2 separate regions of the Homo sapiens genome follow, and region 2 is linked to region 1. A link is a loop called in an ENCODE intact Hi-C map of the cell type or tissue named here. Cell type or tissue: ovary. All regions are shown on one strand. Each heading gives the region's core, and the rest is flanking DNA. Links, peaks and the distances in the headings are about the cores only. Region 1 has its middle 29 kb from the start of LINC02563. Region 2 overlaps CEP112 (centrosomal protein 112).

Region 1 (15,629 bases), core at 5,639-10,638:
AATGCCTATCAATAGTCACAGAAGGTTGGAGCCAAGGAGCAAACCATCCACCCAAGTCCCTTTATTTTGCACATGGGGAAACTAAGGTCTTGAGACATTAAGCAATTTGCCAGCACCATGTGACAAACAGGTCAAGTATATTACAGTTGTATTAAGGCCTCTGTGTTGCATTTATAACTACTCTCTCTAGAGAGTGGCTTTTAGAATATCAGAAAGATGCATTCTTCCCCACACCCCCTTAATTCTCAGGAACACACTTACTGTGTTTTCACAATAAGTTGTGTGGGATCAGCTGACCAACTGGTAATGAGGGCTTGAGACAGAGCCTGTTCTCCAAGCCCTTCCATTTCTATACTTTTTTTTGCGAGCCAGAGTCTTGCTCTGTTGCCCAGGCTGGAGTGCAGTGGCGACAGAGCGAGACTCTGGCTCAAAAAAAAAAAAAGTATAGAAATGGAAGGGATTGGGGAACAGGCTCTTCCTCCCAGGTTCAAGTGACCTTCCTGCCACAGCCTCCTGAGTAGCTGGGACTACAGGTTTGTGCTACCATGCCCAGCTAATTTTTGTATTTTTAGTAGAGATGGGGTTTCACCATGTTGGCCAGCCTGGTCTTGAATTCTTGACCTCAGGTGATCCACCTGCCTTGACCTCCCAAGGTCCATTTCTATACCTTTGATTTTATTCCAGCAAACCAGTGGCAGGCAGAGTAGCTTGTGTCAGCGCCATACCTATTTTTCAGAGCGGGAAACTGAAGCTCAGAGGATTAAGTGACCAGTGCCAAGTTCATAGAGCTAGAAGTGGTAGTTATGCGGGTTCCATCTGAGTGCCTCCCACTGATAGCTATCAATGGGGCAGATACCCTATTACCAGGGAGAGAGCAGCCATCAGTTCAACACTTAAGAACAGACATACAAGCAGTGGTTCAACCTTGGAATCTGCTGGCTGGTGATGAGTATCAAAGTATCCAGTGAAAAGCACCTGTTAGTGATGCATATCTTCCATTAACCCCAGCACAAGTCAACTAAACAAGGAACCTCTGAGAGGCACCAACTTGGATAGAATGAAACCAGCAAGTTCACCTGACTTTTTGTCATATCTTTTTTTTTTTTTGAGATGGAGTTTTGCTCTCGTTGCCCAGGCTGGAGTGCAATGGTGTGATCTCAGCTCACTGCAACCTCTGCCTCCCGGGTTCCAGCGATTCTCCTGCTCAGCCTCCCGAGTAGCTGAGATTACAGGTGTGTGCCACCACGCCCAGCTAATTTTTTTGTATTATTAGTAGAAATGGGGTTTCGCCATGTTGGCCAGGCTAGTCTTGAACTCCTGACCTCAAGTGATCCACCCGCTTTGGCCTCCCAAAGTGCTGGGATTAAAGGCGTGAGACACTGCGCCCGGACTTGTCACATCCTTTTAGGCTGCAATGAGATGCATGAAGTTAAACTCATCAATCACTCCTGTCTACATGCGGCCCAGAGCTAGGTCCTCAGCCCTTTCTTCACGCAGTGAATGTGTGTTCAGGAATTGCCCCTGTGTGGAACTGGGCTTACTCCCTTGCTCAGGGGCTGAGGACAATGCCTGGAGCCATTCCTTCATGCCTGCGTGAACTCTAAGGTGCATTTAAGGATTCAAGAAAATAGATCCTAATGTGAATCAGGCCTAGGTGCTCTGGGCACACTAGGCCTGTCTGTTCTCCAGCCTTTAGGTCTGGTTTCCATGGTAACCCATAATGAACCACAACCCGAGCTTGGTTTCCCAAAGTCTTCTAGAGCCAACTACCTTGTAATTATTGAGAATTCCTCAAGGGCCAGGCACCTTGGTATGTGCGATCATAAATTATCTCATGTATAATTCTCACAACACTGTCACCCCATTTGGTACATGAGGACCTGAGGTTCAGAGAGGTTAAGCCACCTGATCAAGTTTCACACAGCTGACAGGTGATCACGCAAGGTAGTTGAGGGGGGTGACTCTGGCAACCTCATGACAAAGGGTCATGAGAAAGGCATCCTCCTATAGTTGATAGGCTGGCAGTGGCTCAGAGGCAACTAGGGATGTGTGATGGGGAAGGGAATGGGGCTTTGTTGGTTGGATCTACAAGGCCCATCAGGAGCCATTGTCTAAGGAAGGCATTTGCGGGAGAATAGAGTGAAGGTCCACCCTTACACTTTCCCTCACCCCACCCCCTCTCACACCCAACCCTCTCCATTCTCCATTGTTAGTCAACATGATTCTTGCTCTTATCCTGGAAGACCCCTTGCTGTCCTGTGGGCACCTGGTCATGCTCACTCCATCCCATCTTTGTCCTCACCCAGAGCCCCTCTCCTCTTCCTCTCCAAATTCTAACCATCCCTCCCAACGCCTGCCCCATCTTTTGCAGCCATTCTTGATTTCTCCTCACCTTGATCTTGTACTGGAAATAGCAAGTGTCTTTTAAACATTTTTTAAGCCACAGATCCCTTTGTTACAAGGAAATCGTACCCAGAAATAAACACAAGTAAGACTGATAAAGGCAGACCTGCTCAGATGAAATCTAGGGTAGGGGAGGAGGCTGTCTGGGACCCTCCCCACTGGGGCCTTTTCCGTTGTACACACTCCTGGCTTCCCTCCTACCTCCATCTGCCTCTGGGAAGTCCTTGTGGCTTCAAAACCCCTGGCCCGGACAGTAGAACTTAGCATTTAACAAGATACGTGTATCATTCTTGCCTTAAACTTCTTGGGTTCTCTTCCCTGTCTCTCTTGCCCAGACAGCAACAGTTCTTTCTCAGAGAGCTTTTGTCTTACTCACCCTAAGCTCCTATCTTTCCATCCTCCTGATAGCAAGAGCAAAATTCTTGGGTTGCTGGATGCCAGGGAATATGAACAGCAAGTCACTTACATTTGGGAGCCTCCAAGGCTAGTGGGTGAGGCTGGAGCTAGGCGTCTGGGGGCTCCTATTCCAGGGCTGACTCTCTTGATAAATACCTGGGTGGCCCTGCCTCAGTTTACCCCCATCTATAATGAGGAGAGGCTTTGCTTAGTGTATTTATAAACTGTCTGGATGTATCTCATTTCATGTTAACAGATGTATGTTGGGTGCCTGCGGGGGTACAGAGCCCTGTCCTAGTTTTGGGATGTGAGTAGGAAGACACGAAGGAGGCATGGTTCTTGCCCCAGAAGCTTATTGGAGGAGAGAGAAAGGTGGACAAAGGAATGAAGCAGGGTGAAGGGGCAGGACTGTGCACCATGGGCTGAAGATGGCAGCTGCCTGACTCAAAGTCCAAGGCAGAACATGGTGACACCATGATCCAATGATCTCATTCACTCTACGTCCATAGGGGGCGGGGCTCATCTTCCTAACCCTAAGGTAAGTCCATGGATGGTAGAGACTCTAGTTCTCACTTTTCCTTGCCTTCACAGCTCTGCCTTTATTGGTCTTATTTGTGTTTATTTCTGTGTGCAATTTCCTTGTAAGAAAGGGATCTGTGGCTTAAAAAAATGTTTAAAAGACACTTACTATTTCCAGTACAAGATCAAGGCAAGGAGAAATCGGGAATGGCTGGAAAAAATGGGGCAGCAGTTGGGAGGGATGGTTAGAATTTGGACAGGAAGAGAGAAGAGGAGAGGGGCTCTGGGTGAGGACAAAGATGGGATGGAGTGAGCATAATCAGGTGCCCATGGGAGAGCAAGGGGTCTTCCAGGATAAGAGCAAGAATCATGTTGACTAACAATGGAGCATGCTGACACTAACTGTGCTTTATTTATTTATTTATTTATTTATTTATTTATTTATTTAAGACAGAGTCTCACTCTATTGCCCAGGCTGGAGTGCAGTGGCATGATCTTGGCTCACTGCAACCTCTGCCTCCTGGGTTGGAGCAATTCTCCTGCCTCAGCATCCTGAGTAGCTGGGATTACAGGTGTGCACCACCATGCCCGGCTAATTTTTGTATTTTTAGTAGAGATGGGGTTTCACCATGTTGGCCAGGCTGGTCTTGAACTCCTGACCTCAGGTGATCCACCTGCCTCAGCCTCCCAGAGTGCTGGGATTACAGGTGTGGGCCACCATGCCCAGCCATCCGTTTATTAAGGTCTTACTCTGTGTTAAACAGTTGACATTCATTCTTGATGTTCACAACAACCCAATGGGGAAGATACTATTATTAACCCATTTTCAGAGGAGAAAACTGAGGCTCAGCATTGTTAAGCAACTTAATGGAGGTCCCACCCTACTGGGTGGCAGTTGGAGTTTAAGCATCCTGAGCTTTTGGGCCTAAAACTCACTCTTCACTCCTATGCTAGACCCACTGGTTATTTGAGTTTTTTTAATTGGTGGCCAGGTTGATGGGCTAAGAGAAAGAACCCTCCCCTTTTAACCACCATTCATTCCTGGCAAAGCTTGGGCCTCTCTGCCTCCTTCTGATCTCAGCAGAGGGTGAACAACCCCAATGGGGTGTTTTCAGCAGCTACCATATGACTAAGAACATGTGTTCCTGCTCAGGGGAGAGGCGAGTATTTACATCTGTCCCATGATAAATCAGCAGCCGGCTGTTTGTCATGTGGCAGGGAGTTCCTGCATGATCACCCCCAGCCTCATTAGCCTGATGATTATTTATGATTGCTTTACATTTGTGGGGAACTCAGCCTGGCTCCCAGACAGCTGGAAGAAAAGAGGCCCAAAGGAGTTGAGGAAGGAGGCAAGAGATGTGAAGAGGTGTTTTGACTCTCACACAGGAGCCTTGGTTCAGACTCAAAACCAGAGAGACAATGCCAGCATCAGCTCCACGTCTGTCCCATTGCTTGCCAGCTCTGCAGATGGCCTGGCTACAGGTAACAGAGACAATGAGGAGGGGACGAGCTCTGAGACAGGATAACTGTGTCTGTTCCTTAGGTCACTTCCGCAGCCCTCAGTTGAGGCCCTGTGGGCCTTTCCAAGGTGGGAAGAAACAGATGATAAACAAAATAAGAGCAATTACATAGTGTGTTGAAGGGTGCGAAATCCCCTAGAACACAGAACAAGTGGAGCAGCGGGCATGGTGGGGCTTTGTGTGGGTGACCCTATTGAATAAGGTGGTCAGTAATAAGGTGATTGCTGTGGTCTGAATATTGGTGTCCCCCCCACCCCAAATTCATATGTTGGAACCTAATACCCAATGTGATAGTATGAAGAGGTGGGGCCTTTGGGAAGTGACTAAGTCATGAGATCCCCACCCTCCAGAATGGGATCAGTGCCTGATATGGTTTGGATGTTTTTTTCCCTCCAAATCTCATGTTGAAATGGGACCTCCAATGTTGGTGGGCCTAGTGGGAGGTGTTCGGGTCATGGGGGTGGATCTCTCATGAATGGCCTGGTGCTGTCCTTGTGATAATGAGTGAGTTCCCCCTCTGAGTTCACACAAGATCTGGTTGTTTAAAAGAGTGTGGCACCTCCTTCCTCTCTCTTCCTCTCCCTCTCTCTCTCCCTCCCTCCTTCCCTCCCTCGCTCCCTCTCTTCCTCTCTCTCCCTCTCTCTCCCCCATCCCTTTCTGTCTCTCCCCCTCCCTCTCTCTCCCTCCTTCCCTCTCTCTCCCTCCTTCCTTCTCTCTCCCTCTCTTTCTCTCTCCCTCTCTCTCCCACTCCCTCTTCCTCCCTCCATCTCCCTCTCTCTCTCCCTCCCTCTCTCTCTTTCCATTTCCTCTCCCTCCCTCTCTCACTCCCTCTCTCCCTCCCTCTCTCTCTTTCTCACTCCCTCCCTCTCTCTCTCCTTCTGACTCTCCTTCTCCCTCTCTTTCCCTCTCCCTCCCTCTGTCCCTCCCTCCCTCTCTCTCCCTCTCCCTCTCCTTCTCCCTTTCTCTCTCCCTCTCCCTCCTTCCCCCTCTCCCTCTCTCTCTCCCTCTCCCTCCCTCTCTCTCCCTCTCCCCCTCCCTCTCTCTCTCCCTCCCAATCTGTATCTGAGAATCTCCCCCTCCCTCTGTGTAGGGGGGGGGCTACCTCTCTCTCCCCCTCCCCCTCCTTCTCTCTCCCCCTCCCCCTCCTTCTCTCTCCCCCTCCCCCTCTCTCTGCCTCCCTCTCCCTCTCCCTCCTTCCCTTTCTCTCCCTCCCTCCCTCTCTCTCTCCTTCTCTTTCTCTCTCCCTCTCCCTCTTCCTCCCTCCCTCTCCCTCTCTCTCTCCCTGTCTCTCTCCCTCTCTCTCTACCTCTCTCTCTCCCTCTGCCTCCCTCCCTCTCCCTCTCTCTCTTCCTCTCTCTCTCTCTCTCTTTCCCTCTCCCTCCCTCTCTCTCTCCCTCTCCCTCTCTCCCTCCCTCTCTCTCTTTGTCCCTCCCTCCCTCTCTCTCTCCTTGCCACTCTCCCTCTCCCTCTCTTTCCCTCTCCTTCCCTCCCTCTCTCTTTCCTTCTCCCTCTCCTTCCCTCCCTCTCTCTCCCTCTCCCTCTCCTTCTCCCTTTCTCTGTCCCTCTCCCTCCCTCTCCCTCCCTCCCTCTCTCTCTCCCTCTCCCTCTCTCTCTCCCTCTCTCCCTGTCCTTCCCTCTGTCTCTCCCTCTCTTCCTCTCTCTCTCTCTTCCTCTCCCTCCCTCTCTCTCTTTCTCCCTCTCCCTCCCTCCGTCTCTCTCTCTCCCTCTCTTCCTCCCTCCCTCTCCCTCTCTCTCCCTGTCTCCCTCCCTCCCTCTCCCTCACTCTCCCTCTCCCTCTCTCTCTTTCCCTCTCCCTCCCTCCCTCTCTCCCTCTCCCTCTCCCTCTCTTTCTCCCTCTACTCCTCCCCCTCTCCCGGTCCCTCTCCCCCTCCCACTGTCCGCCTCCTCCTCCCCGTCTACCTCTCTCTCTCTCTCTCCCTCCCCCTCTCTCACCATGGGATGCACTGGGTCTGGCCTCACCTTCCCTGAGGCCTCACCAGAGGCAGATGCTGGGGCCATGCTTCCTGTAGAGCCTGCAGAACCGTAAGCCAATTAAACTTTTCTTTATAAATTATTCAGTCTCAGGTATTTCTTTATAGCAATGCAAAACTGACTAATTCAGTGCCCTTATAAGAGAGGCTGGAAGGAGCTCCCCAGCCCCTTCCGCCACGTGAGGCACAGCCGCAAGGTGCCATCTTTGAAGCAGAAAGCAAGCTCCTCACCAGACGTGGCACCTGCTGGCCCCGTGACTTTGGTCTTCCCGGCCCTCAGAACTGTGAGCAATACATCTCTGTGGTTTCTAAACTACCCAGTCTAAGGCATTTTGTTCTAGCAGCCTGAACAGAGTAAGACAGTTTCCATAATAAATAGGGTTGGCCCCATGGAGTAGGGGTTTTCTGAATAAAACTTGACCAAGTTGAGGGAGGTGGCCATATGAATACCTGGTGGAAGAACGTTCTAGGCAGATGGCATGGCTAAGGCAGAGGACTCAGGGGCTGCTTCTTCCTGGTAGAATATAAGCTGTCTGAGAGTAGAGACACTGTTTTCGTCACTCAGCAACCTCGAACCTGGCACTGTGCTTGGCCTGCAGTGGGCATGGAAGTGTTTGCTGAAGGAATGAATGAGACTTCAGTCTCCTGCTGTCAAAGCCAGGAGCCACTAGTGTGAAGGAGGTTGTTTAAAATCTCTGGCAGTGGTCTCCGATTCTGACCTCGCTATGGAAAGATGCCCTTGAGCTCCAGAAACTATTTTTTTTTTTTAGGCGGAGTTTTACTCTTGTGGCCCAGGCTGGAGTGCAGTGGTGTGATCTCAGCTCACTGCAACCTCCGCCTCCCGGGTTCAAGCAATTCTCTTGCCTCAGCCTCTGGAGTAGCTGGGATTACAGGCGCCCACTGCCACCCCCGGGTAATTTTTTGTATTTTTAGTAGAGATGGGGTTTCACCATGTTGGCCAGGCTGGTCTCGAACTCCTGACCTCAGGTGATCTGCCCGCCTTGGCCTCCCAAAGTGCTGGGATTACAGGCATGAGCCATCACGCCCAGCCGAAGATTTCAATCCTAATTCCTTGTTCACATATTTGTCTTCGTTGTCTTTGAGTTCCCAGAACTTGGGCAATGCCTGGCACAGAGTAGGAGGCAATGCCTGGCCAGTGGGGAGGAGGTTGTTTAAAATCTCTGGCAGTGGTCCCCAACTCTGATCTCTTTATGGAAAGATGCCCTTGAGCTCCAGAAACTCTTTTTCCTCCAACTCGATGCCCCATTTTATTCCCCTCCATCTCATTTTCATTTTCCCTTGGGTCCCTCCCAGTCAGCAGGCTCTGCACAATTCTCCCGCCTTTATGTTGCCTCCCTTTAGCTTGGAGCCCTTATCACATCCCCCCTTTGTGATGGGGCCAAGCTAAACATATTTGGGGACTATTGTGTTTTTTTCATATTTCCCCATGAGTCAGTCTCTCCAGTGTTTTAATCATTTCTCCCCTGTGAATGGTTGGCAAGGAGCAGGGACCCAGTTCTCAGCTTGGAGACACAAAGATCTTCAGCACTCAGGCGCAGGCTGGGCCAGATGGGCCACTCAGCCACGGTCTCCTGGAGGGTGGGGCTCCCTGACGATCTGGGCTGGGGGCCACCTGTTGGGTTAGAGAGCCTCCCGCCCTGGCCAGTGACCAAGTACTGTGCCTGGCTGCCACTTCAGGCTTACGTAGCTTATCTGAAGGGGTCTCCTGCTGACTTAAAAATAAAGTACAATTAATCTCAGACTGAGTTGATAGATGGGGGCCCAGCTCAGTAAGGCGCAAGAGAAACTCTGTCACTCAAACATTTGTTAAGCACCTACTCTGTTCCAGGCATTGCCCAAATGCTGGGAACTCAAAGACACCAAAGACAAATATGTGAACAAGGAATTAGGATTGAAATGTTAACAGTGCTTGAAAGAAGTCCTTGCTATGGGTAACCAAGGAGGGGACATCTTGTCTGCTTTGATGACAAGAGGGGTGGGGCATTACTATTGGTTTAAGAGCCAAAAATGTAGACACAGGTAGATCTGGGTACAAATCTTGGCTCTGCTGCTACTTACTAGTGGTATGACCTTGGACCGTTTACTTTCACTGCCCAAACCTGTTTTGTTGTCGTTGTTTCCTTAATCCATAAAGGGGGCATGATAATGCCAGTCTTGTAGGGTTGCTGGAGGGATTAAATAAGATGATATAATAATGAGTACAATTATTATGATGGAAGGAGTCTTGATTATACATGTACTAATTTGCATTATTATGCATGCTACTCAAAGTGTGGTGTGCAGTAGGTGCTTATGTACATTTTTCTGAAGCAGAGGGTTTATTACTTTCTTTTTTTTTAATTTTTTTTATTTTTTTATTTTATTTTTTTTTATTGATCATTCTTGGGTGTTTCTCGCAGAGGGGGATTTGGCAGGGTCATAGGACAATAGTGGAGGGAAGGTCAGCAGATAAACAAGTGAACAAAGGTCTCTGGTTTTCCTAGGCAGAGGACCCTGCGGCCTTCCGCAGTGTTTGTGTCCCTGGGTACTTGAGATTAGGGAGTGGTGATGACTCTTAACGAGCATGCTGCCTTCAAGCATCTGTTTAACAAAGCACATCTTGCACTGCCCTTAATCCATTTAACCCTGAGTGGACACAGCACATGTTTCAGAGAGCACAGCGTTGGGGGTAAGGTCATAGATCAACAGGATCCCAAGGCAGAAGAATTTTTCTTAGTACAGAACAAAATGAAAGGTCTCCCATGTCTACTTCTTTCTACACAGACACAGCAACCATCCGATTTCCCAATCTTTTCCCCACCTTTCCCCCTTTTCTATCCCACAAAACCGCCATTGTCATCTTGGCCCCTTCTCAATGAGCTGTTGGGTACACCCCCCAGACGGGGTGGTGGCCGGGCAGAGGGGCTCCTCACTTCCCAGTAGGGGCGGCCGGGCAGAGGTGCCCCTCACCTCCCGGACCGGGCGGCTGGCCGGGCAGGGGGCTGAGCCCCCCACCTCCCTCCCGGACGGGGCGGCTGCCAGGTGGAGATGCTCCTCACTTCCCAGACGGGGTGGCTGCCGGGCGGAGGGGCTCCTCACTTCTCAGACGGGGCAGCTGCCAGGCGGAGGGGCTCCTCACTTCTCAGACGGGGCGGCCGGGCAGAGACGCTCCTCACATCCCAGACGGGGCGGCAGGGCAGAGGCGCTCCCCACATCTCAGACGATGGGCGGCCGGGCAGAGACGCTCCTCACTTCCTAGATGGGATGGCGGCAGGGCAGAGACGCTCCTCACTTTCCAGACTGGGCAGCCAGGCAGAGGGGCTCCTCACATCCCAGACGATGGGCGGCCAGGTAGAGACGCTCCTCACTTCCCAGATGGGGTGGCGGCCGGGCAGAGGCTGCAATCTCGGCACTTCGGGAGGCCAAGGCAGGCGGCTGGGAGGTGTAGGTTGTAGCGAGCTGAGATCATGCCACTGCACTCCAGCCTGGGCACCGTTGAGCACTGAGTGAACGAGACTCCATCTGCAATCCCGGCACCTTGGGAGGCCGAAGCTGGCGGATCACTCGTGATTAGGAGCTGGAGACCAGCCCGGCCAACACAGCGAAACCCCGTCTCCACCAAAAAAAATACGAAAACCAGTCAGGTGTGGCAGCGCGCGCCTGCAATCGCAGGCACTCGGCAGGCTGAGGCAGGAGAATCAGGCAGGGAGGTTGCAGTGAGCCGAGATGGCAGCAGCACAGTCCAGCTTCGGCTCGGCATCAGAGGGAGACCGTGAAGAGAGGGAGAGGGAGACCGTGGAAAAAAGAGGGATAGGGAGACCGTGGGGAGAGGGAGAGGGAGAGGGAGAGGGAGGTGGAGAGGGAGAGGGAGAGGGAGAGGGAGAGGGAGAGGGAGAGGCGGGTTTATTTCAAGTGATTCCTAAAGGGGCTTGTGGAGTGTGTGACTAGTCTTGCATTTGAGATCAATGAAGTGCAGAGTGGACGGGGACACGGCGTTTTCATGGCAGTCCAGGTGAACGGCAATAAAGACATAAAGCAGGAATGAGAGAGGAGGGGAATAACAGAAATGGGAATAATCACACAGGGATTTGTGTGAGTTTTAGGATCGGTGGTGGCGGAAGTGAGTGAGCATGAGCTATTGAGACTGACCTGCAAGTTTTTAGCGTGAGTAGTTCCTGAACATGTGGTTGCTCTATTTGGAACACAGGGAATGTAGGAGAAGGGGGACCTCTAAAGAAGGAAGATGGAGAGTTCAGAAGATGGATTGAAGAGAGAATATTCTGGGGGAACTAGAAGCAGCAGATTCTGCTTATAGAAAGCTTGCCTTCTCCTTAGCTGGAGTCAGTACTGGATAAACCAATAAGTTATTGATCTATAATACCAATGAATGCAATGCATAGTGAGTTTAATAGTGTCCACCCCCCACCAAAGTTCATGTCCATCTAGAACCTCTGAATGTGACTTTATTTGGAAATAGGGTCTTTGCAGATGTAATTAGTTAGGATAAGGTCATACTGGATTAGGGTGGGCCCTTAAATCTAATGACTGTAGTCTTTATATTATAAGAATAGGAGTGCACGCAGAGACACACAGATGGGCGAAGGCCATGTGAAGGCAGAGGCAGAGACTGGGGTGATGAGCTACAAACCGAGGAACGCCAAGGACAGCCTGGAGCCCCCAGAATCTGGAAGAGACAAGGAGCACTCTTCCTTGGAGCCTTCAGAGGAAGTGTGGTCCTGCCAACACCTTGACTTCAGACTTCTAGCCTCCAGAACTGTGAAAGAGCAACTCTTTTTGTTGTTTTAAACCACCCAGTTTGTTTAATACACCATGGAAGCTGAACACAGTTGATAAGCCTGAAGAACATTCTCTCAAAGCCTGGCAAATAATTCCTAAAACACACCTGATGTGCAGAACCTCACCAGCTTGCTCTCCCTCCAGACTCACTGAGACTCAGATGTTTGCTTGCCCTGGGGGATCAACAAGGTTACTGTCAGGTACCCTCATGAACAGCACAGATTTGGGAGGTGGTGTCCTCTCCACATCTCTCTTGGGTGAAGTCTTTCTTCTTTCTTACCCTGAACTCCAAAACCTATCCCCAGCAGACCTTTCAGATTCTTCCTCTTTTCCTGTTCTTCCCATTCCTTCCTCTGCCATCTCACCTACCCCCAGCCTCCCTCCTCAGACATTCCTGGCCCAGGGTTCTAATCTTCACATCTGCTGGGGGTGTTGGGTGATGTGATAACATCTCCTCGGCAGGCCAAGAGTAGCTTAAGATGCTGTTTTTCAAACTGGATTCCACAGAGGTGCCTGGGAAACTAGAAAATATTTGACTTGAGTTTAACGGGCCCTGGGGTCTGATGGAAGACAAAGGTCATGCATAAGTAGGGTCATTTGATCCTGGTCATCCGGGGACAGTTCCTGTCATCCCATTTAATTAATATCGCCCAGGTTGGGCAATATGTTCACTGTATCTATAATCCATATTCCAGATTTTTGCATTTATTTGAATAGCCAAACTGTATTAGTCTGTTCTCATGCTGCTAAAAAAAACATATCTGAGCCTGGGTGATTTATAAAGGCGAGAGGTTTAATGGACTCACAGTTCCACATGGCTGGGGAGACCTCATAATCATGGCAGAAGACAAAGGAGAAGCAAAGGCGTGTCTTACATGGCAGCAGGCAAGAGAGCATGTGCAGGGGAACTTCCCTTTAGAAACCCATCAGATCTAATAAGACCTATTCACTATCATGAGAATCGCACAGAAAATCTGCTCCCACGATTCAGTTATCTCCACCTGGCCTAGTCCTTGACATGTGGGGATTGTTACAATTCAAGGTGAGATTTGGGTGGGGACACAGCCGAACTGTATCACTAACTATTCTCAATGAATAGCTTCGATAACTAGTAAATGTCAATTTGAACTTATAAAATGCATTTATAGGCCGGGTGCGGTGGCTCACACCTGTAATCCCAGCACTTTGGGAGGCCGAGGTGGGCAGATCATGAGGTCAGTAGTTCAAGACCAGCCTGGCCAACATGGTGAAGCTCCGTCTCTACTAAGAATACAAAAATTAGCTGGGTGTGGTGTCACATACCTGTAATCCCAGTTATTTGGGAGGCTGAGGCAGGAGAATCACTTGAACCTGAAAGACAGAGGTTGCAGTGAGCTGAGATCATACCACTGCACTCCAGCCTGGGCAACAGAGCAAGACTGTGTCTCAAAAAACCAAAACCAAAACCAAAACCAAAACAAAACAAAACAAAAACACTCATCATTGGATTTAGGGTTACCTGGTTAATCCAAGATGATCTCATCTTCAGATCCTTAATAGCAACTTCAAAGACTCTCCAAATAAGGTGACATTCACAGGGACCAGGGGTTAGGACTCAGACATCCTTTTTTGGGGCCACAATTCAACCCAATATAAAGTCCTAAACTAAGCAGCATCTAATGGTGCAGTTTTCAGACCCCATGGAAAAATGGCTCTGGGGTTTGTTGGTGGCGACCTTGGGGCTAGGCTTGCCTTTGTGTGGAACCTACCCACACACAGGGGCTGCCTTCTACTGGGTGCCTGTCTTAGACCATTCGGGCCACTATAACAAAATACCATAAACTGGGTGGCTTCTAAACATCAGACATTTATTTCTCACAGTGCTGGAGGCTGGGAAGCCCAATGTCAAGACATCAGCAGATCCGGTGTCTGGTGAGGACCTGCTTCCTGGTTCATAGACAGCCATCATTTTGCTGTGTCCTCATGTGATGAAAGGAGTGAATGAGCTCTCTTGGGCCTCTTTCTTTTTCTTTTTCTTTCTTTTTGAGACAGAGTTTCACTCTTGTTGCCCTGGCTGGAGTGCAATGGTGGAATCTCGGCTCGCCGCAACCTGTGCCACCTGGGTTCAAGTGATTCTCCTGCCTCAGCCTCCCGAGTAGCTAGGATTACAGGCATGCGCCACCACGCCCGGCTAATTTTGTATTTTTAGTAGAGACGTTGTTTCTCCATGTCGGTTAGGCTGGTCTCAAACTTCTGACCTCAGGTGATCCGCCCGCCTTGGCCTCCCAAAGTGCTGCAATTATAGGCATGAGCCACCGCGCCCGGCCCGCTTGGGCCTCTTTCATAAGGGCACTAACCCCATGAAGCAGAGCCCTCATGACCTAATCACTTCCCAAAGGTGAATACCATCACATTGCGGCTTGGGATTTCAACATATCTGTCTCAGGGTAGTGGGACACAAACACTCAGACCATAGCAGTCTGACATAGCTGCTGGACAGCACCACCTTCACTTTCCAAAGAACCTCTCACCCATTCTCATCTGCTATCCCAGCAGCCCAGGGAGTTAGGTAGGAAAATGTGATCATTGGCTAGGCGTGGTGGCTCATGCCTATAATCCCAGCACTTTGGGAGGCCAAGGTGGGTGGATTGCTTGAGGTCAGGAGTTCAAGACCAGCCTGGCCAACATGGCAAAAACCCGTTTCTACTTAAAAAAATATAAAAGTTAGCCAGGCGTGGTAGCACATGCCTGTAATCCCAGCTGCTTGGTGGGGTGGGTGGGGGTGGTGGGGGTGGTGCTGAAGCAGGAGAATTGCTTGAACCTGGGAGGTGGAGGTTGCAGTGAGCCTGGATCACACCACCACACTCCAGCCTAGGAGGCAGAGTGAGACTCCATCTCAAAAAAAAAAAAAAAAAGTAATCACCAACCCTGTTTGACAGGTGAGGGCTTAAAGATGTTCAGGGACTTGCTGGAGGCCACGTCCTTGAGCTGGAAGCACCATCCACATCTTCCAGTGTTGGCTTTTGGATCCCTCCATTGCTCCTGAAGGAGGTCTGAAGTCCAGGGCAAAGATAAGCAAAGGCAACTAATTCATTAATTCTTTCACTGTGGCTGCTCATGGCTAATATGGTCAGAGAAACTCACCCTCTTCTTCTTTGAAAAGTTTCCAGCCTTCTAGAGGGGAAGAAAGAACCAGGATTAGAACATGTAGAAGCTTAAATATGGCACCAAGGACCTTACTGCAGCCCCATGCCATACACATCCCACAGCGGAGGACTGTTTTGTTAGGCCAATTGCTTCCCAATGATTGGGAATTGGGTGGGTGTGTGTTGTCAGTAAATGTTGCTGACTAATGTCCACAACAGGTCAAGGACAAGGTCTCAGCAACTGGGCATATGGCCCTGGAGGACAGTGCCTGGCACCAAAACCTACGCAATAACTGTTGTTGAATGAATGGACTGCAGAGCCAATGAATCCTGATGCTCAATACCACCAAGGCTGCTGGATGGGAAGCACCAGAACCTTTTTGAAAGGCCAGTGGTTTAATTGCCTCCTATTCAACCAATGGGTGAGAAGGGGACTCCCACACTAAGGTTACTGCAATGGCCAAATACATAGCACCTGACCCTGGGCAGATGATCCCAACAGCAGCTGAGTGCAGGGGTTATGCTGAGGCAGGTACAGAAGTAACAAACAGGGCTGTGGGCGTCAGGTTTTGTAGTATCAAGAGGGTGAGGTGTCCCCTTGTTTCCATGAGGGGATGTGATTGGTTTGTTTGAATAAGTCCATAGTTGGCAGAGAAATGAAACCCACTACTCAAGGATAAGCAGGAACTGCACCTGGTCCCTTTGCCAAGGAGGGTTGTCTGGCTGGGGGATCTTTCCCATAGGAGTGGGGAGAGGAACTTGTGGTTAGGCCATGCAACATCTTCCCAGTCTCACCAGATATCAAGGCGGCATATTAATATTGGCCTTCATTTTAGTCCTTACTCCATGGCCAGGTCAGGAGAGTGGTATAGCAATGG
Region 2 (15,629 bases), core at 6,078-11,077, 320 kb before region 1:
TTGGACTTGATCTTAGATCCATTTGACTTAAAGAATCCTCTCAGTATGCCTTTTCTCGAAGAATTATTGGTCCTTGCCCCTGGAGAGACACCAGACCTTTTCTTGGTGTTTCTGTATAGGATGACAAGAAGTGTAATCTTCCCATCATGCCCTGCTAGTCACCTGGATTCAGAGGAAATGCTCACTCATGCATACATTATCTTATTTGAAATAATGTTTTATTCTAGATTGTTTCTCTCTGCTTTAATTTGCACTGTAGATTTTTACTTCTGTATGAATATTTTTCTGCTCGATAATGGCTTTGGAAGAGCAATGTTTGCTTTTGTTTTCAATCCTAGAAAAGTTCAAAAAAAGCTTTTATTCTATATAAACTCTAAAGTGTATATATTTTAAACGTGTTACTTCTTTTTTTTAATTTTGCATTGGCATCTGTAGAAATTTTTGTCAGTTTAAACAACAATGCTTGAAAGTCACTTTGACTTTTCAAGCTGCCAGATTGCCTTATCATTGTCTTTGAGAGATTAGGGATGCTTTTTTAGAAGGTTGCCTTTTATGTAAATAAAACTGAAGTTTTGTTGTTCCATTGTAGTATTTCATTTTAATCTGGTTGTTTTCTTGTGGAGATAATATATAACAGGATCCAAAAATAGTTCAATAAAAGCCTTCAATTATAAACGGGCTGACTTGTTGGATTGCTTCAGGTGCCCTTGTCAGCTGCTTCAGACTGCAGATTTTGATGAATGTGGAAAAATTTTCTTGGAGCTCTTAGGGTCGTTTTGGAGCAATGAGGTTTAAGCCAATTCTATTCCTTTCTTAACTGAATCATCTACAAGGAGGAAAAGGCCATTTTCTTCCCCATGTAAATATCCTGGAGAAATATCCCAGAGAAAATGAAAAATCAAGGGAAAGTAAGATACTTTTCAGCAATAAAAAATTCTTTAGGCCGGGTGCGGTGGCTTACGCCTGTAATCCCAGCACTTTGGGAGGCCGAGGCGGGTGGATCATGAGGTCAGAAGATCAAGACCATCCTGGCTAACATGGTGAAACCCTGTCTCCACTAAAAATACAAAAAATTATCCAGGCGTGGTGGCGGGCGCCTGTAGTCCTAGCTACTCAGGAGGCTGAGGCAGGAGAATGGCATGAACCCGGGAGGTGGAGCTTGCAGTAAGCCGAGATCAAGCCACTGCACTCCAGCCTGGGCAATGGAGTGAGACTCCATCTCAAAAAAAAGAAAAAAAAATGTATTTTAATACATATGATTAGGATTGGAAAGCAGCAATGACAGAAAATTATGTATTAATTATGGAAAGAAAAAGAGAATAATTTACAGGTATTTAGTAGTAAAATACCACTTCAATTTAGAGTTGTAGACCAAAAATGAGGCATTCTGTTATTACAGAAAAGCCAGGCTCTTTAGTTTTCGGTTCTAAATAGGAGATTTATAAAATTAAGAAAAGCAATTTTTCAAGAAATTTTCATTTAAATAACACTTCACTTGTAAAAATTTAGATATTGCTTCACACTATCTCATTCACAGCGCTTCACTTTCATGGCTATAACTTGTATGTGATAAAACTAGCACAGGAAGAACAAAGCATGTCCTACCCTAAATCATAATTGCTCATAGCCAATATGATGTTGGATGGATTAGCCCATGAATGAGATTATTACAACTCATTGGCCTCTCGGTTTCTTGAGCTCATCAGTTCTCCACCTCAGCCACCTGTTCAGGGGTATGACTAGAGTCTTTAACAATTCCAGTAACTGTACCACCTTGAAAATTTTGGTTTCTGGCATTCCATTCTCTCTGCCCTCCCCAACCCCCACATTTCTAACTCAGTTAGGTTAGCGTCCTCACACTAGCAGTTTTTTGCCCTGTGGGACTTACAATCGATTAACATCATTTTCCACTTTCCATTAACTTCTTCATGTTTTCACTTCTCAGCTTAGATTTCATGGTCCATCAGAGTAACCACTTCCTTGAACTACTCTCAGCTTCCTTGCCCCTATTTACCTCTACCTTCCTCATTGGCAATCCCCAACCCTGGCTACACCAAACACTCATGTACTCTACTACAGTATCTAAACACTTGACCATGGTTCAAGAGAAGACACTTATGTTAACTATCTTCCCTTGAACGTAAGGCCAAAGAGCCCTCAGCACTGCAATGTTAATTCATTTTCCCAGTAGAAAATTTCATCTCCGTCTATTCTTCTCAAACCTCCAACACTGCCTTTTCATTTCTGTTCTGAGATGATGACCTCGATTTCACTGGAAAAGTGGAGGCAAACAGAAGAGAACCACTTTATCTGCCCATCCCAAATCTACTCTGCAATTGCATCTATATCCATGTTCCACCTTCCCTCCTTTAGGGTAGATGGATTTCTTCCTTATGGAAATGTGTACCTCTGTCTAAGGTCTTCACTAGTACACTACACTCCTCATCCTTATTCAAGGGTTTTTCTCCTATAATTATCCACCATTTCTCTTATATCAATATTTTTCTCTCTGATACATTATTTCAAAAATATAAAAATATGAAATAATATGTTAAAGAATTCTTTGATCACGTATGCCAAATTATTCTAAGTTATACTGTGGTAGCAAATTGACCCCCACATCTCAGTGGCTTCACTCAGCAAAGATTTGTTAAGTGAAACCATAAGAAAGTGCTGTTTTTATAGATCTAAACTGGTTAGTTATCAATAATTTAATGTGATTAATACTTTTTCAGATTGTAAGTTCAATGTTGGTTGATAGAAAGATTCCATTATCTTGAACACTACTGGTCACCGATGGCTAGAGGAGACAGGATATGAAGAGCTCACACCCAATTCTTTGTACTTTGGCCCAGAAATGACCCATATTCCAATCACAGCCCATTAGCCAGAACTAGACAAAAGGCTCCACCTACCTGCAGGGGGCTAGGAAATGTGTGTGGGGAAGGGGAGATGCAATAGGGAGGGGGGTATATATTCAACTACCAGTAAATGCTCTGTTGCAATCCAAATCTCACTTCAATCACTGTGCCACGTCTTTGTTTATCTTTGTAACCAGAGTCTTCAAAAGGTCTTTCTATTAATACTTAATTATTCTACTGCCTTATATTCTCTTCTTTTATTCATGGCAATGAGGCTCTTCGCCACTTCAATATGTTGAAACATTTGTCCAATCAACAAGTGATCTCTGCACTAAATGCAGTGCTCTGTCTTTAGTCTTCATCACAGTTGACTTCTCAGAAGTTTTGACACCATTGATCACTCCTTCTCTGATAGGTTTTAATCACATTATCAGTTAGGAAGAACATCGTGGTCTCCAGGAATTTCTCCTAATTGGCTAGCTGCTCCTACTCCATCTCCTTTAGTAACACCACCTTATCTTCCCCCCCCCACTTCCTTTACTCAGTCCCTAACTCATCTTGTGCAGTCTCATTGCTTTAAATGCCATCTATATGCTGATGACTTCCAGTTTGTATCTCTAGTCCTAGTCTCTTTCTGAAGTTCCAGGCTGGTATTCAACCTTTTCCTAAACACCTTCCTTGAAATTCTAATAGATGTCTGGCACTTAATATTTCTGAAACAGAGCTCTTAATTCTTCCCCAATATTCTTCATATCATAACTAGTACTGAGTCATACTTGACACATTTCTTTCTTTCACGCCTACATTCTTCCTACCAAAAATTCCTGCTGCTTCAAATATATCTTACATCAAACCACTTCCCATCACGTCTGTCATTACCACCCAAGTCTAAAATAAATCTAAATTGACTCTTCACTGGACTGTTGCAGTAACTCCCACCTGGTCTTCCTATTTTCATACCTACTTCCTCCAACAGTTCATTTGTACAACAATCAAATCTGTTGGAAAATAAATGAGATTATATAATTCCATGCTAAAAACCCTCCAATGGCTTCTCATCAGTATTGAAACAAAATGGAAATCTGGCCCCTGCCCATCTCTTCAGCTTATCCCCTACTCCTCTCCCCCTCAGTTACATGGATCCAGCATGTGGTTTTCCTGCCTTTTGTAAGTATTTCAAGCTTGTTCCTACCTAAGGCCTTTGAAGTTATTTTTTCTCTTTGTCTGGATTTCCCCCCTCAGATCTTATCTTAGTCCATTATGTGCTACTATAACAGAACACCACTGAGTAATTTATAAAGAATAGAAATTCCTTGGGCTCATGGTTCTGGAGGATGGGAAGTCCAAGATCAAGGTGCTACATCTGGTAAGGGCATTCTTGCTGTGTCATAACATGGCAGAAGGCACATGGTGAGAGAGAAAAAGAGGAGGGCCAAACTCAATTTTGTATCACACCCACTTCTGCAATGATGACATTAATCTATTCATGATTGTATTGGTTCATTTTTATACTGCTATAAAGAACTACCTGAGACTGGGTAATTTATGAAGAAAAGAAGTTTAATTGACTCACAGTTCTGCAGGCTTAACAGGAAGCGTGACTGGGAGGCCACAGTTCTGCAGGCTTAACAGGAAGCATGACTGGGTGGCCTCAGGAAACTTACAATCATGGTGGAAGACTAAGCAGAAACAAGGCACATCTTCCCATGATGGAACATGAGAGAGAGAGAGAAGGGGGAAGTGCTATACATTTTTAAACCATTAGATCTCATGAGAACTCACTATCACAAGAACAGCAAGGGGGAAGTCCACCCCCATGATTCAATCACCTCCTACCAGGCCCCTCCCCTGACACGTGAGGATTACAATTCAAGATGAAATTTGGTTGGGGACACAGAGCCAAACCATATCATTCTATCCCTGACCCCTCCCAAATCTCATGTCCTTCTCACATTTCAAAACCAATCATGCCCTCCCAACAGTCCCCCAAAGTCTTAACTCATTCCAGCATTACCTCAAAAGTGCAATTCCAAAGTCTCATCTGAGCTAAGACAAGTCCCTTCCACCTATGAGCCTGTAAAATCAGAAACAAGTTAGTTACTTCCAAGATACAATGGGAGTACAAGCATTGGGTAAATGCTGCCATTCCAAAAGGGAGAAATTGGCAAAAAGAAAAGGGCTAGAGGACCCACGCAAGTCCAAAACCCAACAGGGCAGTCATTAAATCTTAAAGCTCCAAAATAATCTCCTTTGAATCCATGTCTCATATATATGGCATGCTGATGCAAGGGGTGGGCTCTCACAGCCTTGGGCAGCTCTGCCACTGTGGCTCTGCAGGGTACTGCCTCAGCAGCTGCTTTCATGGACTGGCATTGAGTGGCTGCAGCTTTTTCAGATGCAAGGTGAAAGTTGTCAGTGGAACTAGCATTCCGGGGTCTGGAGGATGGTGGCCCTCTTTTCACAGCTCCACTAGGCAGTGCCCCAGTGGGGACTCTGTATGGGGGCTCCAACCCCACATTTCCCCTCTGCACTGCTTTACTAGAGGTTCTCCATGAGGGCTTTGCCCCTGCAACAGACTTCTGCCTGGACATTCAGGCATTTCCATACATCCTCAGAAATCTAGGTGGAGGCTCCCAAACTTTTGCCTTCTGTGCACACACAGGCCCAACACCATGTGGAAGCCACCAAGGCTTGGGACTTGTACCCTCTGAAGCAATGGCCTGAGCTGTATGTTGGCCCCTTTTAGCTACAACTGGAGCCAGAGAGGCTGGGATACAGGGTGCCATGTCCCCAGGCTGCACAGAGCAGAGGGGCCCATAAAACCATTTTTCCCTCCTAGTCCTCCAGGCCTATGGTGGGAGGGGCTGCCACAAAGGTCTTTAACATGCCCTGGAGACATTTCCCCATTGTCTTGGCTATTAACATTTGGCTCCTCTGTGCAAATTTCTATAACCTACTTAAATCTCTCCCCCAAAAATGGGTTTTTCTTTTCTACCACATGGTCAGGCTGCAAATTTTCCAAACTTGTATGCTTTGCTTCCCATTTAAATATAAGTTACAATTTCAGAACATCTCTTTGTTCATGCATATGAGCATACACTTTTAGAAGCAGCCAATCACATCCTGAATGCTTTGCTGCTTAGAAATTTCTTCCACCTGATACCCTAAATCATTTCCCTTGAGTTAAAGTTTTAGAGATCTCGAGGGCAGGGGCAAAATGCAGCCTGTCTCTTTGCTAAAGCATAGCAAGAATGACTTTTACTCCACTTCCCAATAAGTTCTTTATCTCCATCTGAGACCACTTCAGCCTGGACCTCATTGTTCACATCACTGTCACCATTTTGGTCAAACCATTTAACAAATCTCTATGAGGTTCCAAACGTTCCCACATCTTTCTGTCTTCTTTTGAGCCCTCCAAACTGTTCCAACCTCTGTTCGTTATCCAGTTCCAAAGTCACTTCCACATCTTCAGGTATCTTTATAGCAGTGCCCAAATCCTAGTATCAATTTTCTGTATTAGTCCATTTTCACACTGCTACAAAGAACTGAGACTGGGTAATTTATGAAGAAAAGAGGTTTAATTGACTCACAGTTTTGCAGGCTTAACAGGAAGCATGACTGGGAGGCCCCAGGAAACTTACAATCATGGCAGAAGGTGAAGGGGAAGCAAGACACATCTTCCCATCCATGGTGGAACAGGAGAGAGAGAAGGGGGAAGTGCCACACATTTTTAAACCATCAGATCTCATGAAAACTCACTCACTATCACAAGAACAGCAAGGGGAATTCCACCCCCATGATTCAGTCACCTCCCACCAGGGCCCTCCCCCAGTATGTGGGGATTACAATTTGTGATGAGATTTGGGTGGGGACACAGAGCCAAACCATATTAATGATATTAGAGCCCTCATGATCTAATCACCTCTTACGGTTCCCACTTCTTAACACAGTTGCATTGAGGATTAACTTTCCAACACATGAATATCGTGGGACACGTTCAAACCATAGTGGATCTTGTATTTTCCAATGACTACCTACTCTCCACCCAAATGTTAGAATATCCCCCATCACTTTCTATTATTGTACACTACCTTTTTTCTCTACACTACTTCTCAATCCTTATGATTTATTATTACTGTTTTTGTTATTGTTTTACTTGTTTATGCATGCTTGTTTCCCCTGGGCACATGCCTGGCATGTTTTAGGCACCAGTACAAGTGTGTTGAATAGATAGATGGATGAATCTCTAATGTTTTCCAACTATAGCACCCTAATTGAGACTGGAAAGATTCTGTCAAGAATAATTCTTGGGTCTTGATTTCACCAAACAGTAGTATTGACACAGATACTTATAACCCTCTGGAAACAGAATAGGACAAAATAATAAAATATTTTTTTCTGCTTTTGTGTCAAATATTATTTGAATGGATCCATAATGCAGCTTAAAATTCTGAAAATAATACAGAACTGGTAAACATTTGAAACAGGAAAACTAAAGTGATAAAGAGAATGAAGGTGTTTCCATATGAAGATTTTTTTAAAGTTTTGATTTTAGGCAGAACATTGAGAGATTCTATGGCAAAATTTGCTAAAACCATGGATGGATTAATTCAGATTATTTTTTCAACAAAGCACTGCTTAAAAGAGTTTTAAAGAGATTGTTTCAAGCCAAATAAAAGGAAGTACAGGAATACCTCATTTATCAGATATTGTCCAGGAATAAAATGTTCCGCAAGTCAGTTTCCAAAAAACTAAAATGTAATCTCAATATATGTGCCAAAGCTTACCATTTTGAAGGATATTTTTCTAGCACGCTCTACTTACTCCTCTACTCTTTTAAACGAAAAATGCTAAAGACATCAACTCAGAGTCATCATTGAGAATGTTTTGATACCACATAAAAGATTCCCTACAATAAAATCTACCCCACATTGTTATCCCAGTTTTCTCTCCTTTTTATAGTTCTTCCGTCTCCTCCCTTTTCTTTCAGTTGTTACTTTATGCTTTTGGCAGCTGCTTTTAATTTGTTGACTGAGTTTATACAACAAGTAGCATGAGCAAGGGACTAAGGGCAGCTCCTAAATAATACACACCATTGCCACTGGAACTCTGATCTCTGGGCAAGTGAGGTATTACGGTAGTCATAGAAATAGTAAAATATCATAAAACACATGAAAATGATGATGTTAATGAGGACACTTATGACTCTTCCTGCCACTATAAAGATTACTTGTAGGCCAGGTATGGTGGCTCCTGCCTGTAATTTCAGCACTTTGGGAGCCAAAGTGGCCAGGTCACTTGAGCTCAGGAGTCTGAGACCAGCCTGGTCAACATGGCAAAATCCCATCTCTACTAAAAATACAAAAATTAGCCACATGTGGTAGTGTGCACCTGTACTGCAATCTACTCTGGAGGCTGAGGTGGGAGGATTGCTTGAACCCAGGAGGTGGAGGTTGAGACACCACTGCATTCCAGCCTGGGTGACACAGTGAGACCCCGTCTCAAAAAAAAAAAAAATTAATTGTACAGAGTTTGTCCTTTGCTAGATGGACTGTGGCCCTCACCTAACATGGTGATATTTAATATTGTTAATATCATACTGAGGATATGATTCATATTTAGAATGACCACAGGTTCCAGTTTCAATGCTTATTTTTCAGTATAATTCTTAACATTACTTTTATTCTCAAAATTTGTCTAGTTTTGAAAATAAATTTTATATTTACCCTCTATATAATGCATTTTAAATAATTCACAAAGCAGTAGTAATTTTTTCATTCAGTTTCTTATTCTGCCCAGAATGCAGCAGACTGGAATTAGAAATTAAAACTCAGAGAAGATACTTTTTAAATGATGTCATCAGAAACACACTTAATGGAAATTATGATTAATGTATTAAGCAAAATGAAATGTCAATTAAGGAAATTTCTCCTAATATCTCTTCTAGGAGAAATTTTGTGTCGATATGGGGCTTCAAACATACGTGTTGAGTGAGTAATTAGATGTATTCATCTACATTTGAAATGGATAAATGACTGAAATTTGTTCTTTTGAAAAGAGCTTTATAGACATAGAATACAAAACAGTGTTATGAGCGGCTCATCTAATTTTAATAATTCAGAAAAATTTTCTTTTATATTTGTGAATCAAAATACAAAGCTTCTCTTGTGTTTATTTAAATTAACATGTCTTTTGGCTTAGGGAAACCAGACGAAACACATTTTTAAAAATTAAAAGTAATTAATCCCAACTCGTTTTTTAAAACATGCTGAGAGGTTATTGAAAGTTAGAAAATTCTTCTGGATGAGGTTTCATTTAATGTTGTTTCTTTTATCTATGTTAAATAAGGATCTGTTCTAAAGAAATGTAATCCTAAGATATTAACAGCTATTAGCTTGAGGTTAAACTTGTGCTACACACACACAGTGGATTTGTCTACATCTAGGATATATTGAATAGTCCATCATTATAAACTATTTTTAAGTTTATTAAATTTTGCTGTGTAAAAAATAAGAATCAACAGAAATGCTCATGATTCATAAAAATGCTCTTTTGACTAGGAAACTACAAAAACACAGTAAGACATTTAATTTAGCAAAAGTTTGCCTAAGAGCAGTCAATGCATGAACATGATGCACTTAGATATTATAGTACTAGAAACTTCTAACGTGGATGATCCAGAAATTATCTTCATGAAATTATCTATTGGGAGGGAGTAAAGAACAGGGGTTTTACCTTTTAAGATGGCATGTGATACTTGATTACATAGTGCAGTCATTTATATTTTGAGAAAATAATGTAACACCTAAGGTATTTGGAGAAAGGACTTCCTTGCTAGATGTATGTTCATTTTATATCCACATTAATTACATCTTGAAACTTTTTGATATAAATTTGAGATACTTTTGTTTTAAGCACATATTTAAAACTATTTTCCACTTTAAAATGATGCATGGTAGAGAAATGAAAGGGGATATTGATATATCTCCACTCTAATCTTCATTTCTTCATTTATTGTTTTAGTTATCTAATGTTGTATAACAAAATCACCACAAAATGTGTAGTGGCTTCAAACAGCAATATTATCTCTTACTGTTTCTGGAATTTGGAGGCTCGTTAACTGAATGGTTCTGGCCTTGAGTGTCTCATGTGGTTTCAGTCAGACAGTAACTGGAACTGAGGTCATATTGAAGTCTTCTTCACTTACGCTCCTGGTACTTGGAGAGAGAAGATACATATAGCTGGAGCTCCTCTGGCATCTCTATCTCTATGTAGTCTGTCTACATGACAGCTTCAGGGTACCTGGATATCTCACATGTTAGCTCAGTACTCCATGGCTCATGTCCTGGGACAGAAAGCCAGGTGGAATTCATATCACCTTTTAGACTTAGCCTTAGATTTCAAGTGGTGTCATTTCTGTCACATTCATTTGGTGAAGGCACTTGTAAAGGTCTTCCCACATTCAAGAGATGAGAGCTCCTTGACTCCACCCCTTGATGGAGCATCGACACTATATAGGGAAAAGAGCGTGTGGGAAGAGGAATATATTGATGCGGCCATCTTTGGAAAATACAATCCTGCTACACAGATAAAGCATTTGGCTGAGTATAATGAGTTAGGCATCACGATGAGTCCTAGAATAAGATGATAAATATATACAATTCCTGCTCACAAGATGCCTATAGTCTAGTAAGAACATCCATGTAAATAAATGCTTTCCATGGGGTATGTATAATGTGATAAGATAATGATGAGCTTGGTGGAATGTTGTAAGATTTGATAGGAGGTGTTTTAGTGAAGAATTGAAGATAAAGGAGTAGTCTAGCGTGCCTCCCAGTTTTCTAGTTTGTGTGACTGAGTGGGTGAGTGGTTTAAGACCTGTTGAGCTAGAGACATCTGTAAAACATACACATAGAAATGACTATTGATCATTTACAAATACATCTTCCAGGGAAAATGTTTATGCTGAGGATGTAGTTTTGCAAGTCAATAAATTTGGGGTAGAATTTTAAGACCTAGATGTGTATGATATTGCCCAGAGAAATTTTGTGGAATAAGAGAAAAGGGGAAAGAATGTAACCCTGTAGCAAACAACAGTGAACAAGTGTACTGAGAGGATGTCAGGGAAAATGACAGAGTAAAAGCCTCCACAAAGTCTCTTTTCCATAAAAGCAATGAGAAAACTGGAAGACTTATTGTTTGCAGGCATTTAAAGAAACCTCTACCCAATCATTAGCTGACCACTAACTAGCCAAGCAGAAACTTCAGCTGCCACACATGACAAAGAACACAGACTTTACAGCATTTGTTCAGAAAAGTCACTAAATAAACAGTATCACCACCACTATTACAACAAAAGTCCCCATCAACAACAACAAACCCTGGGGGAAGGAAGAGAATCTGATTTCCAGAGTTGCCATACTAAAATATTGAAAATGTCCAGTTTTCTGCAAAATAATTATGAGACATGCAAAGAAACAAAGTGTGGCATGGGCACACTTTATTTCCCGTGGGCAGGGGGAAAAATAATAGAAACTGTTCCTGAGGAAGCACAGATGTTGGATTTAATAGACAAAGACTTTAAATAAGTTACTTGAAATATGTTCAAAGAACTAAAATATTATGTCTAAAGAAATAAAGATTAACAGCTAATTTCTCTTTGGAAACCATGAAGGTCAGAAAGCAGTGGAATGAAATACTAAAAGCCCTTAAAGAAAAACACTGTTAACCAAGAATTCTACTTCCAGTAATGTCCTTTTAAAATGAAGAATATTCTCAGATAAACACAAACCGAGATAATTTGTCAATAGCAACTTGTGAGACCTAAATGTAAGAACTAAAATTATAAAACTTATAAAAGTGTAAAACATACCAGAAAATGTTTATGACCTTGGATAAGACAATAATTTCTTAAATATCACAACAAAAGCAGAAGTGATAAAAGAGAAAAGAGGTAAATTGGACTTCATCAAAATTAAAAACTTTTGTACTTCAAAGAATACAGCAACATCAAGAAAATGAAGATGGCTGGGTGCAGTGGCTCATGCCTGTAATCCCAACAGTTTGGGAGGCTAAGGCAGGAGGATTGCTTAAGTCCAGGAGTTCAGACCAGCCTAGGAAACATGGTGAAACCCCGTCTCTACAAAAATTAGAAATATTATCCAGATGTAGTGGCATGTGCCTGTAGTCCCAGCCACTCAGGAAGCTGAAGTTGGAGGATAGCTTAAGCCCAGGAGGCAGAGGTTGCAGTGAGTGCACCAGCGCACTACAGCCTGGGTGACAGAGTGACAAAAAAAAGAAGATGAAGAAGACAGAAAGAAAGAAAATGAAGACAACCCACAGAATGGGAGAAAATCATCCAGCTGATAAAAACCTAATAGACTATATAAAGAATTTTGCAAGTCAACAACAAAAAGACATAATACAACTGACAAATGGGCAATGGAGTTGAATAGACATTTCTCCAAAGAATGTATACAAATGACCAGTAAGCAGATCAACACCACTGATGCTCAACACCATTAGTCATTATGGAAATGCTAACCAAAACCACAGTGAAACACTAGTTCACACCCCCTAGGATGGCTGTATTAAAAAAGACAAACAATAGGAAGTGTTGGAAAAGACATGAATACACATTGGAATCTTCGTATTTTACAATGGGAATTTAAAACAGCCCAACCACTTTAGAAAACAGTTTGATGGTTTCTCAAAAAATTAAACTTAGAATTATAAAATCCAGCATTTCCTCTCCTAGGGGATATACCAAGATAATTGAAAATGTAGGTTTGCATTAAAACTTGTGCACAGATGTTCAAAGCAGCATGATTCATAAATAGCCAAAAAGTATAAGCAACCCAAATTCCCAGTCACTGATGGATAGGTAAACAAAATGTGGTATATCCATAAAATGAAAGATTACTCAGCTGTAAAAAGTAATGAGTTCCTGATACATACTATGACACAGATAAACCTTGAAAATACTATGTAAATAAAAAAAATCTGGACACAAAAGCACACATATTGTATTATTACATTTATATGAAATGTTCAGAATAGACAAATCCGTAGAAACAGAATGTGGATTAGAGTTTCAGTCGAGGGAAATGGGGAATGATGGCTATTGATTTCCTTTTTGGGTAGTGAAAAAAAAAATCAGAATCAGATTGTGGTGATGGTTGTACAACTTTAAGAATACAGTAAAAACCATTAAAATGTATACTCTTAAAAGGTGTGTTTTGTGGTAAATGAGTTATATCTCAGTTTTTTAAAGAGATGGCTATGGAAGAAAAGGCAGTTAGTAATATTGAAAAAGAGTCTATCAAGAAGCAGAAGAACATGTGAGAAACTGATTTCATGTTCAGAGGACAAGTTTCTTATTCTTAGTTTCCGAGGAATTATGTATGACTCACCTGTAGTTTATATAAATCTCTTAATACATCATCTTGCATTTTTTCTAGATGTACTCTGAGAAATATACCCAAACTTAAAAAATTTTAAACATAAAACAACTATAGAAAAATCCATTTGTGAATGTGACAGTGTGTGGGTGCCAGTGTGTGTGTGAGCAATGGTAGAAGGGTAGAAAGGTAGATGGTGCATAAAGGATTATTACCTTTTGTTTAGTTATTTCCTTTTGTTCAGTTGTTTGACTTGCGTCAATGTGGCTTTCTGTTTCAGAAAGAGGCACAAGGCTGAGATAGCCCCTTTTCACTGCCTTTGCCTCCTCAGAACTGTAGTTGCTTTAGGACTTGCCTAAGGGCAGCAGTGCTCTTTGACTATTGCCACAGTTGTCTCCTCTGCTCTTCTGGATCATTCTCCACAGTGCCAGAGGATTCATCTTCCCAACTGGACTTCTATTCATTTTATTCCCTGCTCACAGACCTCTTCCCCATCCCACTGCATCCAAAATGAAATCCAGTTTCTTGGCCTGTGACCCCTTGATTTGACTAAAACCCTGAATTGTTGACCCTGAAGCCCCAGAATTGAGTGGGAGACAGACATGAGATATAACCAACAATGAGATGTATGTGGGTAAGGTAGAGGATCCGGTGCCAGCTTACATTCCCAGCTCCGTATCCCAGCATTGGAAGCTTCTTTAAGCTGTCAAGAGGAAAGTGTTTCTATTGGTAGATATTCTTGTTAGCCACAGATTTGTTTCAGAATTGGAGGGGAAAGAAAATACACCTTATTCAGGAAATTTTTTGCCTAGAAAATATTTTCTCTTAATTTCACCTCAAAATAAAAGGGAAGTAACACTAGAGAATTAAATACTACATTATCATATACTTAAACCTTTTAAACCAAGTGGAAGGGAACAACTTTTGAGTCTAATTTAGGGTAAAATATGTGTATTATACCTTTGACCAGTCAAGGAAATTCAAACATTTGGTTTCTGCCTCTTTGGCTAGTAAATGAGTTAGTTCATTTTTTGTGTATTTTAATATTCTGAAGGCTTTCGGTCATTAATAAAAATTAAGATTCACTAAAGCACTCCGGAACAAATTCTGGTTCCTAATGCATTTTCATGTAGAATTTTATTTGCTCTTAATTTTTTAGTGGATTGAAAACCATGGTCACATAGTTCATCAGAAAAGCACTTCAAGGATGTCAGTAGCTTTGGATTCTAAAGCAATTAACTATAACCTTTCTAAACAAGAGACAGTAAAAATTCTCGGATTTTTCCAAATTCTGTTCTGCGATTATAGTACTGGAGATCAGTGCTTGTGACAAATAACAGGTATTAAGCATGTCATCAGGCTGGTTTAGAATGCAAGCAAGGTGATGTGCAAATCTAAATGAAATTGAATAATGAGTAGAACATAGGAGAGTAGGGAGATATCCCTAGAACCTAGGTCTACTATAACTTTAGTCCGTGAGTCAGTCTTTTAAAATAACCACACAGGGGTACTCACAACATTGAATTTTTGTACAAAAATGGGGAACCAGATTATGATGCATGGTGGATCTTACTGATGACTTCAGAAAAGGTGCTTGAGTATTCTTAGAAGCCAGCCAGCCAGCTAGCCTTTCCCCAGTATACACTAATTCAGATAAAGAATATTTCACTCAGATACATATGAGAAGATAATAGGTTTCAAATTTTTGAAGTTATAAATATATAATGTGTTTTTTTTATGACTAAATACCTGGAGAGGAGATCAGGAGGTAACTCTCCATTGATCAGGGTCATAGGCTGACAATTCCTAAAGCTCTAAGGAGTGTAGAGGGCTGGGGGCATTTTCTTGAGAACCATAGTGATGGAAAACCAGTGGGATTCCAGAAGGGACCTTGAAGCTCTGCAAACTCAGCTAGACCATATGACTGAGGCCCACACTCATATACCACCCAGTCATCTCCAGGGGGCGCTATGCAAGTAAGATGCCAGCATCTCCCACCAGTTTCCACTTTAGCCAGTAGCATCAGAGACCCTCGCATGCGTGTGCAGCCTCCCCCACTACTAGAACCACAATGATACTCTACATGAAGGGTCCCTCCACTGATTTATCAGGGTCAAGAACAAGATTAAATATGATTGTCAGGCAAAAGAAGATTTTCACAAGTGGATAGAAGAGGTGACTAGCATAAGCACTGAACCAGCTTTCAACTGGGCTTAAAAAATGACTTAATCCTCTTCAAACTTAACCAGATTCAATGAAGAAAGTCAATGAGCCTTCCTTGAACTGCCGTGTCTTCCTTTCTAAACTATTCAGGTGTGTGGTATGAAGCTACTGGACATTTTTATAATCAAGTGATATTTTGAAACTG

Evidence for each region. A loop is a pair of places that touch in the nucleus more often than their neighbours do. Peaks named below come from ENCODE experiments on the same cell type or tissue, not always from the same donor. Only the 100,000 strongest peaks of a DNase experiment are listed, where the experiment ranks them.
Region 2: a loop joins it to region 1, with 2.8 times the contacts of the local background. A loop is called at or near these places in 1 of 110 quality-filtered maps.

What each region holds. Positions count from the first base shown.
Region 1 is chr17:65,478,825-65,494,453 of GRCh38, reverse strand. No RefSeq gene overlaps it. Among named protein-coding and RNA genes, the nearest start is that of LINC02563, 29 kb to the right of the region's middle. In ovary, for the core only: no CTCF peak of the experiment used is centred there; a DNase peak (open chromatin) is centred at 8,446.
Region 2 is chr17:65,797,615-65,813,243 of GRCh38, reverse strand. The region is part of intron 21 of CEP112 (centrosomal protein 112); the gene reads left to right. It also overlaps the pseudogene LOC100419102. Among named protein-coding and RNA genes, the nearest start is that of AXIN2, 240 kb to the right of the region's middle. In ovary, for the core only: no CTCF peak of the experiment used is centred there; no DNase peak of the experiment used is centred there.